3 separate regions of the Homo sapiens genome follow, and regions 2 and 3 are each linked to region 1. Evidence: chromatin loops called from intact Hi-C (ENCODE). Cell type or tissue: PC-9. All regions are shown on one strand. Each heading gives the region's core, and the rest is flanking DNA. Links, peaks and the distances in the headings are about the cores only.

Region 1 (5,705 bases), core at 1,106-3,605:
CAAAAGAGGTCATGGAACAGACTGGCGCTTTGTAAACAGCATAGGGGTAAACAAACCTAAGGGGATATGATTGGCTGTAGAAGACACGCAGCATGTTGTGTGCAAGATTAATATTTCCCGTTGTTCTGATACTTGGTTGTGAACCAAGAAATCCTGTGTAAGTCACAGCACATTCCTATATCACAACTGAGCAATGTGGAAAGAATACTGGGCAGTTAGTCAAATAGCCTGTTTCTATGTTTCTAGTCCCAGAAAGGACTGGATTTATCTCCATACTCCTTCCAACGACTAAAATCCTGACTTAGCCCAACTCTTAGAACTAGAAGGAACCTAAAAGGTAATGTAGTGTCTGAATCTGTCTCCAAATGTGGAACCCTGTGCAATTCCCTTTACCCTCCTCGTGAAGGGGCATTTATTAGGTGCTCAATCATATATGTTGACTAACTGATGCCCTAGACCTCCCATTCCTTATCCATAAAAGTAAAAATGGGGGCGAGGCATGATGGCTCATTCCTGTAATCGCAGCATTTGGGGAGGCTGAAGTGGGAGAATTGCTTAAGGCCAGGAGTTCAAGATCAGTCTGGACAACATAGCTAGACCTCATCTCTATTAAAAAAAAAATTAAATATTTCAAAAATAAGAATGGGTGAGATGATCCTGAAGTAATTTGCAAGTTTAAACGTTCAGGATTTGAATGCATTCAAAAATGCTATCAAAGTGGAAATGGAAGTCTAAGGAGATTGGTTATTTGTGAGGCTGTAGGTAGGTCATTTGGAGGGAAAAACCCAGGCCATCCTAATCCCAGATAGCCTTAGAATTTCATTCTCTACTGGTTTGCCCTCATCCATCCCTTCCTCCCTCTTTGTGACTTTCCTTCTTAATTCTAAATGTAAGTCTGCTTAGAAATTTCTCCTTTGCACCAAATGTGGATTATTTGTAAATCCACTAGGGAATTGATTGTGGTTGGTGAAATGCTTTTAAAAACTGAAATTATTGGCTGGGTACAGTAGTTCACACCTGTAATCCCAGCACTTTAAGAGGCCAAGGTGGGCAGATCACCTGAGGTCAGGAGTTGGAGACAGCCTGGCCAACATGGTGAAACCTCGTCTGTACTAAAAATACAAAAATTAGCCGGGCATGGTGGCACACGTCTGTAATCCCAGGTACTTGGTTGGCTGAGGCAGGAGAATCACTTGAACCCGGGAGGCAGAGGTTGCAGTGAGCTGAGATTGCACCACCGCACTCCAGCCTGAGAGACAGAGCAAGACTCAGCCTCGAAAAACAAAAACCTCTAATTATTTTTAAACCTAAATAAATATATATATCACCAATAAGCTTGGAGCACTTTATAGGTTTTTTGAACAGTGGATACTCTCAGCACATAGCTCTAGATAGAGGTGACTAGGGAAAATAATCATATCTCACTTTCCAGAGAGCAAAAACCATGGCCCCGTGGTGTCTGCTTCACACCAAGCTGAATTCCCTTACAAAGAAGATGTGGAGCAGAGCTGAAAACCAACCCAGGAGAATGTGTGTCTTTGAACGAAATCATCTCCAAATGCCCTGGGAAGTGCTTGCAGGCTTTGTTTGTGCTGCCCCAGAAGGGAGACTTTTCACAAAGGAACTGTTTTTCAAAGAACAACAAGCCCTGCTATTTTAAACTTGGGGGTGGGAGATTGTATCTGGACCGTTTACACAAGTGAGTGCTGGCTGACTGACATCTAACCCCAGTGTTTGCTGGCTCCAGCTTTCCAAGTAAAGCAAAGAGAGGGACTTGCTTCTGATACGTCTTGAAGCCACAGCAGATGAGTTGTCCAGCAATATTTGAATTTTACAACATGAGCAGAAAACCCTGCTTAGAAATCCTAAACAAGGACAGGCTGGTGATGTTTATCACCCGAGTGGCCTTGGGAATTAAAGGGATGTCAGAAAGTCATGGAGGACACTTCCCGAGGCTTCAGCACAGTCAGCAAACACAGGACTTAGTGCATGCTAACCCAGTGCTCTGTGTGCGTGTGCATGCGTGTGGGTGCATATGCGTGTGTGTGTGCGTGTGTGTCCCTATTATTGCTACAGGACAGTGCTGCATGATTCTAAGAGTCAGACTACCTGAGCTGAAAACTCTGCTCTACATTAGCTGGCCTCATAAGCTCTCCAAGCTGCAGCATCCTCATCTGTACAGCAGGGACAGCAACACTGGTACCTGCACCCTGGAAGGCTATTGCCAGTGATCGGATGGGCTGACACAGAGTGCCACGCGGGCCATTGCTGCTGCTAGGACTGTTTACCCCCAGAGGTACAATGAACCCCCCACCAAACATGAAGGTGCCTCTGACCCTTCCAAGTCCAATAAACTGCTGACTGTTAGGCTTAAAAGAATAAAACAACAACAACAAATTGTCCACCAGAACGCTTCCAATGCTTCCTACAATAACATGAGTTCAGAAATTCATAAAGAGAAGCAGCCAGCTGTGGTCAGTGAGACAGGACAGGAAAAAGTGAGCCCTTATGGAGGTATAGTTCCCCCAAAAGGACTATTCTTTCAAAAATACAACCCTAAATCTTTCCAGGAAACCAAAACACAGCCAAGCCTGCTCAGTAGGGGGGAAGAATCACATTTCCCCTTTCCTGACCAGAGGTTTAAAACTAACTAGAAACACTGCAATGACGGCCAGTAGCCAGTTAGCACTTAAAAAAAAAATTTTCCATGTTTAGAGTCTGAAAAATAGGGGATCAAAACAGTACAGCATTCAAAGAGGAGACAAAAGAGAAAAAGTTACCAGCTACCTCTTGGGTCTTTCAAAGACTGCAGTGTCATCCCTGTAAAAGAGTGAGGTACTCACCTTTCTATAAGAATGAAGGACTCATCACCTTAAGCACTGAATTCTGAGAAAGCCTAGGCTCCTGAGGTCCCAGCCCAGATTTCCTTACAACGCAGCCAAATGGCTTTTCAGAGTTCAGTTCTGCCGGGTGGGGGAAGGGAAAGGGGAGCAACAAAATTCCCGCAAGTCTTACCACCACTGTTTTAAAAAGAAATAAAGAAGAGTCACTAACCTTGCCTCCTGTCCGGGAAGCGAACCGGGCCTGGCTGAGGCTGTCTCCCATAGCAAAGCGCCCCAAAGTTAAGGAGCTGAGCCACCACGGAAAGGTTTGCAAGCCAGCTCCTCTGGGCACATGGCATGATTCAGATGTTGAGGAGAAGAAAAGTCAAAAAAGTTTTAGCCCTCAGCTCCAGAAATAAAGCGCTCGCCTGTGGCCCAGCAGGAAGATGCAGGGGTGCATGGTCAGGCGCGAGAAGGCAGCGACTGCAAAGCTGCCCGCGATCTCCCTGTGCTTTTTTAAGCAGAAAGGAGCTAGACACCTTTTTCCCCTCCCTCCTCCTAAAAGGGGAGTGATTCAGCTGACAGTGTCCGCTTTCGGCGGGGTGTGGAATGGGCCAGAGCGGGAGGGCGCAGCCCACCCCGGTCCCCACCCCTCCGCCTCCCGCATGCCCCGCGGCCTCGCAGCCCGCCCGCTCGGTGCATCTTCCTCCCGGACTCCCACCCCCGCGCTCCTCCGGCCCCGCCCCGAACGCCAGGCCCAGCTGGCCGAGCCGGCCAAATAGGGGAGACCCGGGAGAGCCGCCCTGGGAGGCACTGGAGGAAGCTGCGAGTGAGAGGCCCCCAGGCCAGCCCCCCGGCGTGCTTAAATACAAGCTCAAAATGAGGAGAACAGAGTTGAGGCAGAGGGGGGCCCCACTCCCTCCATCCTTCCGCGCTCAGCGCTGCCCCCTCCCCTGCTGTTCTCCTCCAAGTTCCTGAACTTTTCCCAACATCGCTCTATCAAGACTCCTCACCCACTCGGACCGCTCTGGGATTCTCTTCCACTGGAAAAACTAATAGGCGATTTTTCTCTTTGCCAAGTCACACAAAGGGAAATGGGCTGCGCTAATCTGCTAATGTGACCTCAGACAAGCCCCCTCAGCTGTGCAATGAGGTGACTGCTGCAAATGCCTGTGGGCCCCTCTGAGTCTGCAGATCTCTGTGCGGCTCTTCTGATTCTAGAACCCCATCTTTCCTAGCCCACCTCCATTCACTCAAAAGGAAACCAGGAATTAAGTCAACCCAGGAAGGTGTTAAGGTATCTCCCCAGTTTCCCTGAACTGGCTACCCTGGAGAGGGCGTCCATTCATTCAGAGGCTCAAGCTTTTACATCGGTCAGAGAATGCCACAATCCAGGACGCTTGCCAGGCATCTTGAGAATTTACTGGGCTAATCCAGCCAAGATTTTTCACCTCTGAGCTGAAACAGGCCTCCTTACTCCATTCAGGAAGAATTCGGCCCCCAATATTGACTTTTCCCTGGCTGCCAGCCAACCACATGTGTTAATCAAGAGTTCTGGGATACCAGCTTACTCAACCTTGTATAGGGACAGAGCCTCCAAGGCAAACTCAGTGGTCTGAAAGCAAGGTGGTCCTCTCAGATGTGGAACACATGGGCACCAAGACTTTGAGAGGTATATGCTAGTTTCCTATTTTTGGTGTTACAAGTTACCATAAATTCAGTGGCTTGAAACAACTCAAATTTCTTATGTGACAGTTCTGATCTGAAACTGGTCTCACTGGGCTAAAATCAAGGAGTTAGCACAGCTGCATTCATTTCTGAAGACTCTAGGGGAGAATCTGTTGTCTTGCCTTTTCCAACTTCTAGAGGCTGCCTGAATTCCTCAGCTCATGGCCCTCTTCCCCCATCAAAGCTAGCAATGGCCCTTTGAGTCTTTCTCACATCACATCACTCTTCTTCCTCCCTTTTCCACTTATAAGGACCCTTGCGATTACATTAGACTCATCCTGGTTAACCAGGACACTCTCCTAATCAGCTGATTAGCAACCTTAATTCCATCTGCAACCTTAAATCCCCTTTACGTGTAACAGAACATGTTTTGTTGTCACAAGCAAGTAAAAGAACTACTCTGAGCCTTTTTTCTGTTACGTAAACATTAGGAAGCAGGATCACAACTGGAGTTAAAAGACATTCAGATAACACAGGCATGATGACCTGCATTTGCAAGGGCATTGAAGAACAACTTTGGGCTAGAATTCTTTTTGCTTCTTTTCTTTTCTTCCTCTTCCCCTTCTTCTTTGCTTCCCTTCACCCTTTCCTTGTTTCTCTCTCCTCCTTGTACTCTTCTGTCACTCTTCTTCTTCCACCTTTTTTTCTCCTGCTGCTCCTTTTAATAGCAAGCAAGATCTTGTCCAAAGGGCAAGATCACTCCTAGCTCCCAGGTCCTGGAGAAGAGATTTGTCTCTCAGGCAGAAACCTGAAGAACTCTGGAGAACTGCTGAGTTCCACCAATATCAGGGATGATACACTGAACACTCTGGCTTCACAGTTTAGCCTCTTCAACTCTAATGGCATTTCCCTTATTCTTTCTCCCATCTACTCTCAAGACCATAACCAGGAATATCTATTATCCATAAGTCAACCAAGACTGAAATATTAAAATTATAAAATCCCACCAACACTTTGTATTCTGCCAGCCCTTCCAAACCTTTATACCCAGTACCTCGGATCTTCAGCCTAGTAGGAACTTCTAGTTCCTTGATCTCCCCATCTTTGGTTTTCTAATAATCAGCATCTCTCTGGACTCACCACCTTTTTTGCCCAGTCATACCCTTTGATCCACCTCCTTAAACCAGTACATTCAACATCTCATATCTTCCTCAT
Region 2 (5,705 bases), core at 2,181-4,680, 63 kb before region 1:
GCTTTTCAGCAGAATGGGAAGTGAGGGACTCTAACACTGCAAAAGCCACATGATGAAGGAGTTTGGATTCCTGAGCTACCACTGGAAGGAGAGTTATTTCTTGGAGGGGAGCCATCCCACTAGAGATGCTGACCCAGACTGTGCTATCGTGTGAATGAGAAATAAAATTTGATATTAGCCACTAAGATTTGGCAGCTGTGTGTTAAAAGTAGCTAGCAAGCACATCCTAATAGAGTTCCCGGGAAAACTACAGCGGTTTCACCCATGCTTATGCAAAGATCCAGTTTGCAAAATCATTTCTGCTCTGCAAAGAGCTTACTATTAAGAAGGTCTCTTTGTGGAGGTGGCTCCACAAAGCATGCTGAAAATCCCTTATATGTATGAAGAGTCAAGTCATCTACTGAAATTCCAGACAAATCTTCCTGACCATATCCAAGAACACAGAGTACGTGCAAGTTTCCAGGATTCTGGTGATATCAATGAATGTGCTGTGGGCTCAAACTTTTTAGAGAGGAAAACTGAGCTGGATATATCATGTCATTAGATGAGAGATTTAGTCAGTGGCCAAAGCTGGATGAGTGTAAGTAAGAGCTGCATGAATGTTGCAGAAACTCTGGCAAAGAGGAAAATTTGTACATTCAGGATTTGTGTTGCAGATGCTACACAAACCCAAAAGGAACTAAAGGGCAAAAAGCATATGAGTCTCTTAACTAATTGCATAAAACTATTTGATCAAGGTAGTGCTTTAAAATTTTATGTGATCAGAATTGTTTTTGTTTTTGCAAAGAAAGATCAGGTAATTTCCAGTGATAATTCTAAAATGTATGGTTTTTGCTTTGCAAATCGATAGAGGAAGAAGCAATAATCCATTATACAAAAACTCTCTGGAAGTGGGAGAGAAAGTAAGACCAAACGGCAAGCAATTCTTTCCAAATGAGTTTTGGTTCAACTCCTCCGTGGAGACCTTGCTAGCAGTATTCTTGTCATGTGGTTCCTCAGTTATGTAACCAGAAGAGAGTATCTCCAAACTAGAATCAAGTTTGGTCTAGATGCTGTGGCTGCACCAGCTCACCTCTGCAAATTGAATTTAGAAAACTCCACACTGGAACAGATCTCTACCTTGCCATAGTTGAACAGGCGGTACACATCATTTGACTTCGTTATGTGAACTGCAGTTAGGAGGTGTTAAAAAAAGAAGTCCTCTTAAAAACAGGGAAGATGAAACTACATCACCTCTATACTCCTAGATGATTTGTTGGTGAGAAGAGTTAGGGACATTTCTAAGGGAAGTCAAGAAATAAATTGTTTTCTCTACTTCTCTTTGAAAATTTTATATTCAATTTATGCATCTTGATGTGGTCTACAATAGTGTGCTTAGCAAAGAACTTTTCTTCCTCAGCTATGGAACTTAAACTTATAAAAATGATAGTCTGCTCAGTGAGGGCAAATGATTAGCTGCCCACCTAACTCACCCATTAAAAAAAATGTTAATAAAAAATAGTAATATTAATACTAGCAAATTTGGAAAAGTGTATATGCAAAGGTTTAAGTATTGGTAATTCAATTTGCATATACATATGTATGCATACATGTATGTATGAATGTATGAATATATGTATGAACTCATGTATATGCATGAATATATATATGCTTTTAAGTCTGTTTGAAAACAGAAATATGTTTATGTATGTGTATGTGTGTGTGTGTGTATATATATATATATATATAATTTTGAGTTTAATTCTTTGAAAACATAGAAATATTCTTGATGAAAATGTGTACCACTGCCCATTATTGGCTATTTAACAAATAACCTAAATTAATAATGAAGCTAAACTAATAGCAATTTATAATGAAAAACAAGTACCAAATAAACAATAAGCACTAAAACAAGTATCAAATAAAAATAAACAGTTAAGTACTACCTTGATGGTAAACTTCTGTCCCCAAACTGCAGAACTGCAGCCATCTATGTGTTTGGATGGTAGTGAGACCTCAGCTACATTGCCAGGCATTACGGGGAGAATGGGCTTCTTAGTAAAATACCAAATTGGAGTCTATAATAAGCTTTAGTCATGTACTGACTTTATGAATACTAAAATTTAATGACCCTTAATAAGTCACGTAATTGTTTCCTATTAAATAGCTCTCAGTTCATCCACAAAAATTAATGTCTATGGAATGATGTGTCTCATTCACCGCATAAAGACCTGGTCCCTTTCTCAGCCCATTAGGGGTCTGCTCAAGGCTGACAGATGGGCTTGGGGAAGCACTTTCAGAATTGACCCTGAAAGAAAGCAGAGTTTTCTCCAGCTGGGCAGAGGGACACAAGTCGGTGATGGGAAACAGAAGAGGATCTGATGTGTCACCACTGGGTTGAAGATGAAGGAGGGTCACATAGCAAGAAATGCAGTTAGTCTCTAAAAGTCGATGGTGTCACTGGTTTATCACTCAAAGAAACAGGGGCTTCAGTCCTACAGCTGCAAAGAACTGAGCTTAGAAACGGACTTCTCCCCACAGTCTCTAGAGAACTCAGCCCGTTAATACCTTCATTTCAGTCTGTGCTGCCCTAAGCCAAGAACCCAGTCATGCTGTGCCAGATTTCTGGCCTACGGAATTGTAAGCTAATAAACAGGTATTGTTCCAAACTTTCTAAGTTTGTGGTAGCTTATTATGCAGCAATAGAAAGCTATTACCTCAGCAAATTTCCTTTATCCCCACTTCCCTGTCTTACTCACCCATTAAAAAAACATGTTAATAAAAAAATAGTAACCACTCTGTTGTGCTTTGACATGTATCCTCGCATTTGGATATGTCCTTGGAGAAAACAAAATAGATAGATAGATAGATAGATAGATAGATAGATAGATAGATAGATAGATAGAATGTTTTTGTTTGCTAATGTAGTTTATTTTATATCAATAGTATTGTGTCATAAATACTATGCTATTTATTATCTTATAAAAAAACTCAAATATACCTTGTTACCATCTATCCATTTGCTGTGGGCATATCTAGTGGGTTCCTTCTAACTGCTACAAAATATTCCATAGTGTGTATTTGCTGTTTTTCTTTATGCATTTTACTAAGTTGACCTTCAGTTCCTTTACCAAAATCAGCACTGTGATCATTTCCTCATAATCCTATCTAAGAATTCCTCCAGGGCATATACCCAGGAATGGGATGGTTGGGTCACAGGACATATGACCACTTAATTTGGAATGCACTCTCAGACTTCTGTCTCAAATGGTCACACCAGGCTACTCCCCTGGCAGTGCAAGAGGTCCTGTTTTCTATATCTGCCAAGATTTGACATTACCAACTTCTGAGACTTTGTCAATCTCCCAGGTATAAAGTAACATCAAGTGCTTTTAATTTGTATTTTTCTGAATCACTGAGTTCGAGTATCACTTCATATATTTATTAAGCAATTCAGTTTCCCCTTTTGTAAACTGCCTTCTCATGTGCTTTTGTCAATTTTTCTACCAGATCTCCCATCTTCTTATTTATTTCCAGAATGTCCTCTATCTTTTAGACACCAAACTCTTCAGGTATCTCTTACTGTTATATCTTTCTGTTAACTCAGAAATGCTTAATTTTATATAATCATATTTCTCAATGTTTTGCTATATAATCTGTGTTTTATTTGGATCTTTATTAAGAAATATGTTCCTACCACTAAGTCACTAAAATATTATCCTACATTTTCTTTTGTTGGCTTCACACTTTTACCTTTCACGTTTCAGTCCTTAATCCACCTAGGGTCCATATTTGTATGAGACCCTCTAGTTTTATTTTTCTCCATATTATAAGCCAGTTTTTCTAACACCATCTGCTCAACAATCCACCCTAGGCAGAGGTAAGATGAGAAATATGTATGTGGTTGGGAAGCCAACATGATCCCACTGTACTGTGGCAGAGGGTATGATGCAGTGACTCAGGATCTTGTTGGTGGAGAAGGGGTAAAGGGAGGGCTCTGTCGCAGTAGATTCTGCCCTGAACATCCTCTTTCGCCCCTGTGTTGCAGTTACTAATCCTTGATTTATCTTTTCCTATTGAAAACTGGAATCCCTCTCCACTTGGGATGGGGAGTGGGAGGGAAAGGGTCATGCTGCTATTTGCCTTGTCAGCCCTGGTAACACTAGCAACGGGCATACACACCATACTGCTCTGAATGAGATCCACTCCAGCACATGGCCATCTTAAAACCTCTTTCATCACGTAATTGATACAGTTCAATGAGACAAACAGATGGCACCTTTCGTCAGGCTACTTGCATGCCAATAATGGGAAAAGAACCCATTCAGAGACTCATACTCATGAGCTGTGCTCCTCCCCAAGCTGGCGTTCCTGAATGTAACATGAAGGAAGATGCTCAGGCTGCTGCAGGACTTGGCCTTAGAGACGGGGCATCCTAACCTGCCTTACTAGCAAAGCTTCATCCAGATATGACCTTTCACTGCATACTCTATTTTTTCCCTGTGTGCTTGGATTTAATTCTTAATAGTACTTTGAGTTGCTGTTTTATTATTGCATACTTTAAACTCACTACTCTTCTTTCCATCCTTCTTCTCTTCTCACCAGCCAGGACCTTCCCTCCCCACCTTTCCAAAGCAGCACACAGCTAGCTGCCTGCTATGACTTCAACTTCAAATTCAGCCTGGAAGTTAAGAAATGATTTCCCAAGAACTGCATAGAAGGAGGATCTGACCATTGGCCTTTGTGCTGCCCCCTGCCTTCTTCAACCCCCTTGGGTCTTAATAATTAATTCCTCCTGAGGCATGTTGTTCCATGGGCCTCTCTGTTCCCCTGAACTCATTCCCTGGAAACAATTCCCCTACACATCTAAGAGCAGATTTCACTTAACTAAGCAGCTGTGGTCGGAAAGTACAAATTCTCCTTTAAAAATGGCCCTTTCCAGTCCCACTCTAATGTTGACCAGCTTTCCTCAATTCCCAAAGAATTCACCCGCTTCATACTGAGAAATCCATCTGGCCCCAGTCCTTTTCCATCTGAGGCAATCAGCCTCAGTGACATTCAGAGAGCCCTTTCCATAACTCTCTTGGTCTAGCCCATACCTACCTCTAACTCAATAAAATGTTAGAACCCTGAGCCCTAACATATGAAGAAAGGGAGGCCAGACAGCCCAAACTGGAAGACAGGTCAGTGGCTTTGATATAAATCAAAGCTAGGATCTCAAATTTGAAATGAGGTAGACATTTCTAGCTATGCTGTGGGCATGAGGCTCTGATGGATTAAAGAAGAAATGATGGGACAACTTTGGAGAAATAAAGGATCCATGAAGTTGGAAGACCTCAGTTAAATGGTCCAATAAGGGCTCTGGAGAGCCATTGTACCACCCAGATCCCTTCAGAAGATAGAGGGAAGAGGTGATATGAGGAGAAAAATGGCAAAAAGGAGGTAAGACAACTGGAATATAAACTTGATCGATATCACAATTTGATATAAGACTAGCTCAATTACATGATTAGAAGTATATTCACAAGAGAAGATAGTCAGAAAATGGTCAGCCTACCAAGAAAGCAGCCAATTGATATAAAACACAGAAGTGTCTGGGGACGAGAGGTCCTAACAACTTTAAAGCCACTTGCTAAAGAATTCTGTCTTGGCCGGGCATAGTGACTCACGCCTGTAATCCCAGCACTTTGGGAGTCCAAGGCTGGAGGATCGCTTGAGCTCAGGAG
Region 3 (5,705 bases), core at 2,158-4,657, 160 kb before region 1:
ATTTATAAAGTATATTTCATTACAAAGTAGCATGTATCATATGCATATATGCTTATATAAATGCACATGCATATGTGTATATGTACATGATATATCATATGCATATATGTGTATATAAATGCACATACATATATGTGTATATGTACATGATATGTATACATGTTTGCACATATGTGTAGGAAAACCGATGAGCATCAAATATGAAATATTAACAATATTAGCTTGGTATGATGATGACAGCATACTGATATTTTATATTCTTTATACATGTATGAACCTTCCAAATGTTATATTATACAAACTATTAAAAAGGTAAACTGGGACACAATAACATTTTAGAGTTTATTTGAGTGAATAGCAATTCATGAATCAAGCAGCCCCAAGCCAGAAGTGCTTCAGGGGTTCCATTGGAGAAACATAAAGGATAAGCTTTTATAGAGTGAATGTGGAAGTCATGCAAAGAAAATATTTGATTGGTTACAGGTATAAAGTTGCCATATTTGATCTACCTCACTGGAAAGTCCCTAGTTGCATGATTACAAGTTAGTTGGCTGCATCTTATTGGTTGAGCTTAAATTGTTTCACTCTAATACAAGCATTCACAAGAAATAGCCCAAATTAAGTCTCCTTCCCATTTCCAATGTAAGCAAAGTTAAGGTTATTTTCAAGACCTAACTGGCTTTGTCTGCTCAGGGAGTTTTTGTGGCCTCCATTTTAATTTGCTTTAACAACACATAATTTACATACTTAGAAAGAGTTTAGTAAGAAAATAATTTCCAGACTGCTGACTTCAGAGGGTAGATGTGAGCCCCGGTGGGATGGTACTCTGAAGGGTTCTGAAAAGTCAGAGGCATCACCCGATGCCTCTGGGATGCTGGAGACTGGCAGGTCAGGCAGATCCTACTGGTTGGCAAGTGGCAGAGTGTCCCAAAGTTTCTCTCTAAATAAAGGAAGAGACACTGGCAGTGGCTGAGATTGATAACACCCAATTTCAGGCTTTAGAGCAAGAGGGTTGGAAATCAATTTGTGTGTGGATTATGAATCACTGATACACAGCATGTGGCTTTCCAAATATTACTTACTAAACCACCCAACATTTTCCAAATATAGTAATGATTAAGAGTCTGTCTATGGGCAAAAGTTCCATTCTGGAGCTCCAAAAGTTCCATTCTGGAGCTCCAAGGCAAAAGTTATACATTAGAAGGCTTCTTTCTTCCACCCTGAGGCTCTTGACGAAGTCCTTCACTACCCACCCACGGGTAGAAAGGAGACCCACATTGTACAGGTTACAGATCAAATATGAAATCTGAATCTTTCTGTGTGATATGGGATTAGACACAGTTTATGCCAATAGTTGCAAAAACAGCATATGTGTGGCATTGTATAAGTATCACTATTGTATAAGGTGCTGGTGCTATTATGAGATCAGAGTCCATTAGGGTGTGTGTGTGTGTGTGTGTGTGTGTGTGTGTCTGTGTGTGTGTTTCTGTGTGTATGTGTGTGGTAAGATTGATCCTTTTTTGGAAGAGGATGGGTGGGGGGAAGACTGGAGGCAGGAGGGGCCACAAAAGCTGTCCTTTTTGTTTCCTTCCCTGTGTCTTCTCCTCTTGTATGTGTTCCTTTACGTGGTTAAAATATAGTTTAAATGCCTATTTTTATTTTTTCCTATAGAATGTTGATTCATTATCTTAAAGTGATGAATAAAGGTCTATAATTTTATTGTTTTTTGTCTTAAATAACAGCAAAATATACTAAAACCAGTGGTCTTCCAAAGGCAGGTTGCTTCCATTGACCTACAGCAAGCTAGTGTCAAAAGACAGAAAGATTCATCCTTCACTTAGTTAGGATTGCTTCATTGGAACCCTCGACTTTATCTACTGTTTTTCACACTGGTATAATATTAACTCCATTGATGTTTTCACAAATTCTCAACTGGACCACAAAAGACAGGCAACCCTTTGCATGGTCCTTTAACTTTGCTCATTTAGAATAACCCAATTATTGTCCTGAAGTTCTTCAGCAATGAAGAAATCTGTACCTTGGCAGAGATAGCAGAAGGGTTGAGAATAACGGGTACTAGCTCAGGAGTCAGACAGACCCGGATACAAATCCCAGTCACACTTAACTATTTGGGAGATCTCTGACTTGCCTTACTTTTCCCATCCGTAAATAGGGATAGTAAAAGCAGTTGCAGTGTGTTATTGGGAGAATTAAATAAGGGATGTTTGTAGAGGATTTAGCTCAATGTCATGCATATAATAAATAATTTATTTCTAATCACTGCTATTATGAATTAATAAATTCCAGTTTCTTAGTTTCTTCTCTGCTTATCTTTCTTTTCTTTTTTTTTTTTTGAGACAGGGTCTCACTGTCTCCACCAGGCTGGAGTCTAGTGGTGTGATCTCGGCTCACTGCAACCTCAGCCTCCCGGGTTCCAGAGATTCTCATGTCTCAGCCTTCCGAGTAGCTGGGATTACAGGTGTAAGCCACTGCACCCAACCTTATCTTTCTTTTCTCTACATTAAAGTGAGTGTTGAAGACGACAGCCATGTACACAGCACAGGAGGCTCTCCTGCTGCCTCATCATGGCAATCCTAAGCTTCATTCAGATGTGTTCAGGAATGGTCTTTATCAGATGCCTTGAAAAGGTATGCATGATAATGAGGCAAGGCAGCCAGCAGAGGCTGGGACATGCACTCCAGCTCCACAGGAAGGGCCAGTTGTGTCTACCAAGATGGTCAAATCCTAGGACATCAGGAAAGGCAGAAAGGAGCAAACAATTAAGGATTGCTAAAAATCCTTTTTGGGACTATGCTGATAGGATCTAGAATTAAGGCCAGTGTGAAAAGGCAGCACTCAGGAACACGATGCTCTGGCTGAGGCAGAGGCTGTCCACTAGAGAGATGCCAGAGGTCTGCTGATGGCTCATGACCCTGCCTAAGAAATGTTAACATTGCATCTTATTAGACTGCATGTGTTATTATGGACAAGACTATAAATTATTCCATATAGATATAAGATTTATAGGGTACTTAGGATTTTAAAACTGGTCATCTTTATTGTCAATATCAGAGAAATTTGTTCTTTTGGAGAGATGGCAAAAAGGTATAATCTCATGTTCCACCTCTGACCAGCTGGTGGTAGCTAGACCTGGAGCTGCCTTGAGAAATATTCTAGGGCTGCATCCAGGCCAAGCAGAATAGGGTGACAGCATAGATTAGTGATGTCTACCCAGCACCAGGACTGCGCAGGCTGAGCAGAATAGGGTGCCAGCATAGACTAGTGATGTCTGCCCAGCACCAGGAGCCAGAAGAGGCAATACATGTACCACATATTCACCATCTCCCTTCTCATTCAAAATCCAATTGTAAACCACATAGAAGTGCTAAAAAAAATAAATGTAGGTGAATATTTATCTGACACTAGAATGGAAAAGGACTTTGTAAGCATAAAAAGAATGGAGGAAATCAGAAAGAAAACGTCTAAATGAAAATCTTACATAAGAAGAGATAAAAAAATTAAAGATGAAAACAGAAAAAGCATTTTCCCACAAATATGACAAAGATGTTACATACTTAATCTCTTAAGTGCCTTTATGAAAAATTAAGAAATTGCTAATAATCCTATTAAAAATGATCAAAGAACATGGAGAGATGATTCTTAAAGAAGAATTATCAGTGGTTCAAAATCTGACAACTGTGGATATTCATATTCACAGAAATAATTAGGGCACTCCTGATATAGCATATTTTGCACAACAAATTAGAGAAGATTTAAAAAATACTTTGTCCAATGCTGGCAAAAGTAGAACAAATGGATACTTTTTATATGTTGCTTTGGAAATATAAATTAGTGTTACGTTTTGGAGGAATTCTTAGAAATATTTTCAGTAATTCATTTATAGGACTCTTAAGATAATATTTTAAAATGTGGGCAAAATTGGTGGTACAAGAATAATAATCACACAGAGTTTTATAATAAGAAAATTTGTGAAAAAAATCTAAAAGTCCAACACCAGGGGAATGTGTAAATAAATTTTGATTTCATTCCACAGTAAAGCTTTAAGTGATCCTTAAAAATGTTTTAAAATAGCCTTTTATAACTTGGGAAAATGTTCACAATATAAACTGTGCAGAATGAATTTACACATCCCAATTGTGGGTTTTATTATATATTATATTATATTTTTATCCAATATAACACTAAATTATATTATTTCATATCATATAAAATGTTACATAAATAACATATTCACAAATAGTGGCTATTTTTGGTTGTGTGATTATGAGTGACTTTTATTTTCCTCATTATATTATTTTCCCAGTAAAAAAAATATATGGTTATTATATTTGGTTATTATAATAACCAAGTTACAGAATAATACAGTTACTATTTTTTTAAAGAAATTTAAATCCAGATTAAAACTGTTAAATGAAACTTTCTTCAAGAAAACCAGTTGTAGGAAAAAAGTCCTAGAGCATGCTGGTCCAGAACACAGAATCTGTAGTGACACAAACCTTTGTTACTTTTAACAGCGTGAGCCTGAGCAAGTCAGTTGATCTATGCCTCAGTTTTCTCATCTGTGAAATGGGGATAATAACAGCCTCTAATCATAAGACAGCCACGAATCTTAAGTAAGAGACATTGTTAAGTTTCTAGTAGCTTGCCTGGAATACGTGGTCTTCAAATACTGATAACTAGCTAGTCTGAAGGGAGCTGGAAACCAGCTTTGAATGGATTGGTCTTGGCCAGTAAAAGTGGCTGCAGCACCCTTGGGTCCTTATACTCCAAACAAACATGGCCGTGCTTTGTGCAAATCCAGGTGGCTTTGCATTTGGCTAAAGCATCCTTGTGACCCAGAGTTTCCTGAAAGGATCATAAGTGTCATTTTGTAAACCATCATTCCATGTGGCCATGGAGACTCATCAGCGAGACACGGGGGCTGCCAGCTCTGATAACAGAGATCAGTACTTAACATGCATGCATCATCTCCAATTCACACAGACACAGCCAAGCAAGTACCATGTGCATTTTACAGATGTAGATCATAAGGCTCAGAGAACTTCAGAAACACCCAAGGTCTCAGAGCTGTTCAGTGCAAGAATTCACACCCAGACCCATCTGATGTCAAAGCCTACACTTCCCCACTACACACACACACACACACACACACACACACACACACACACACACACAGAGTAAGCTCTTAGCCTCAGGATGTCTCTGAAAAAGCGCTGAGCAGACAAGGAGGGAGGCAGCCCCCAAGCAGTGGCCAAGCCATCAGTGGGTAAAGAGAGAAGAGACAACAATATCCTTCCTTTCCTCCATTCTAAAAGCAGGAACGTGTTCCTTGCTTCTCCTGTTCGCAGCTAGAGACCAAACCCCACTCTGCCTCTCAGGAGAAGTGGTCATACCCTGTCACTTCTGGTTCTTTGGAACAAAAGCTGCCTAGGTCAGAGGTGAGGACACAGCTCTGCAAAGCCTGACTTCAAGAATAATAGCACCAGAAGAAAAAAACGTGAAGTACCTGAAGAAGAGCAGTAACATTAGCAGAAATCATTGCTGTCCAAAATAATTTGCAGCTTCTCTTGATGTTAACCAGCTGGAGTTGTAGTTACCCCAGGTTTTTAAGTCACAATTGTGAATTAAAAAAATTATAACAAGGAAGACAGCTAACATGTTTTCCACATTTAATTTACTGTGCT

What was found. Hi-C counts contacts between places; a loop is a spot of excess contacts. Peaks named below come from ENCODE experiments on the same cell type or tissue, not always from the same donor. Only the 100,000 strongest peaks of a DNase experiment are listed, where the experiment ranks them.
Region 2: a loop joins it to region 1, with 2.9 times the contacts of the local background. A loop is called at or near these places in 4 of 110 quality-filtered maps.
Region 3: it touches region 1 in a loop (2.0-fold over the local background); 2 of 110 quality-filtered maps call a loop at or near these places.

What each region holds. Positions count from the first base shown.
Region 1 is chr5:33,888,676-33,894,380 of GRCh38, forward strand. ADAMTS12 (ADAM metallopeptidase with thrombospondin type 1 motif 12) reads right to left here and starts at 3,315. Exons shown (of 24, transcript NM_030955.4): 1 at 3,055-3,315. The coding sequence starts at 3,181. RefSeq lists enhancers at 2,597-3,098, 3,099-3,598. In PC-9, for the core only: CTCF peaks have their summits at 2,137 and 2,338; DNase peaks (open chromatin) are centred at 2,166 and 3,406; H3K4me3 peaks cover 2,500 bases; H3K27ac peaks cover 1,399 bases.
Region 2 is chr5:33,824,879-33,830,583 of GRCh38, forward strand. The region is part of intron 2 of ADAMTS12 (ADAM metallopeptidase with thrombospondin type 1 motif 12); the gene reads right to left. Among named protein-coding and RNA genes, the nearest start is that of ADAMTS12, 64 kb to the right of the region's middle. In PC-9, for the core only: no CTCF peak of the experiment used is centred there; a DNase peak (open chromatin) is centred at 3,183; H3K27ac peaks cover 2,500 bases.
Region 3 is chr5:33,728,850-33,734,554 of GRCh38, forward strand. The region is part of intron 3 of ADAMTS12 (ADAM metallopeptidase with thrombospondin type 1 motif 12); the gene reads right to left. Among named protein-coding and RNA genes, the nearest start is that of ADAMTS12, 160 kb to the right of the region's middle. In PC-9, for the core only: no CTCF peak of the experiment used is centred there; no DNase peak of the experiment used is centred there.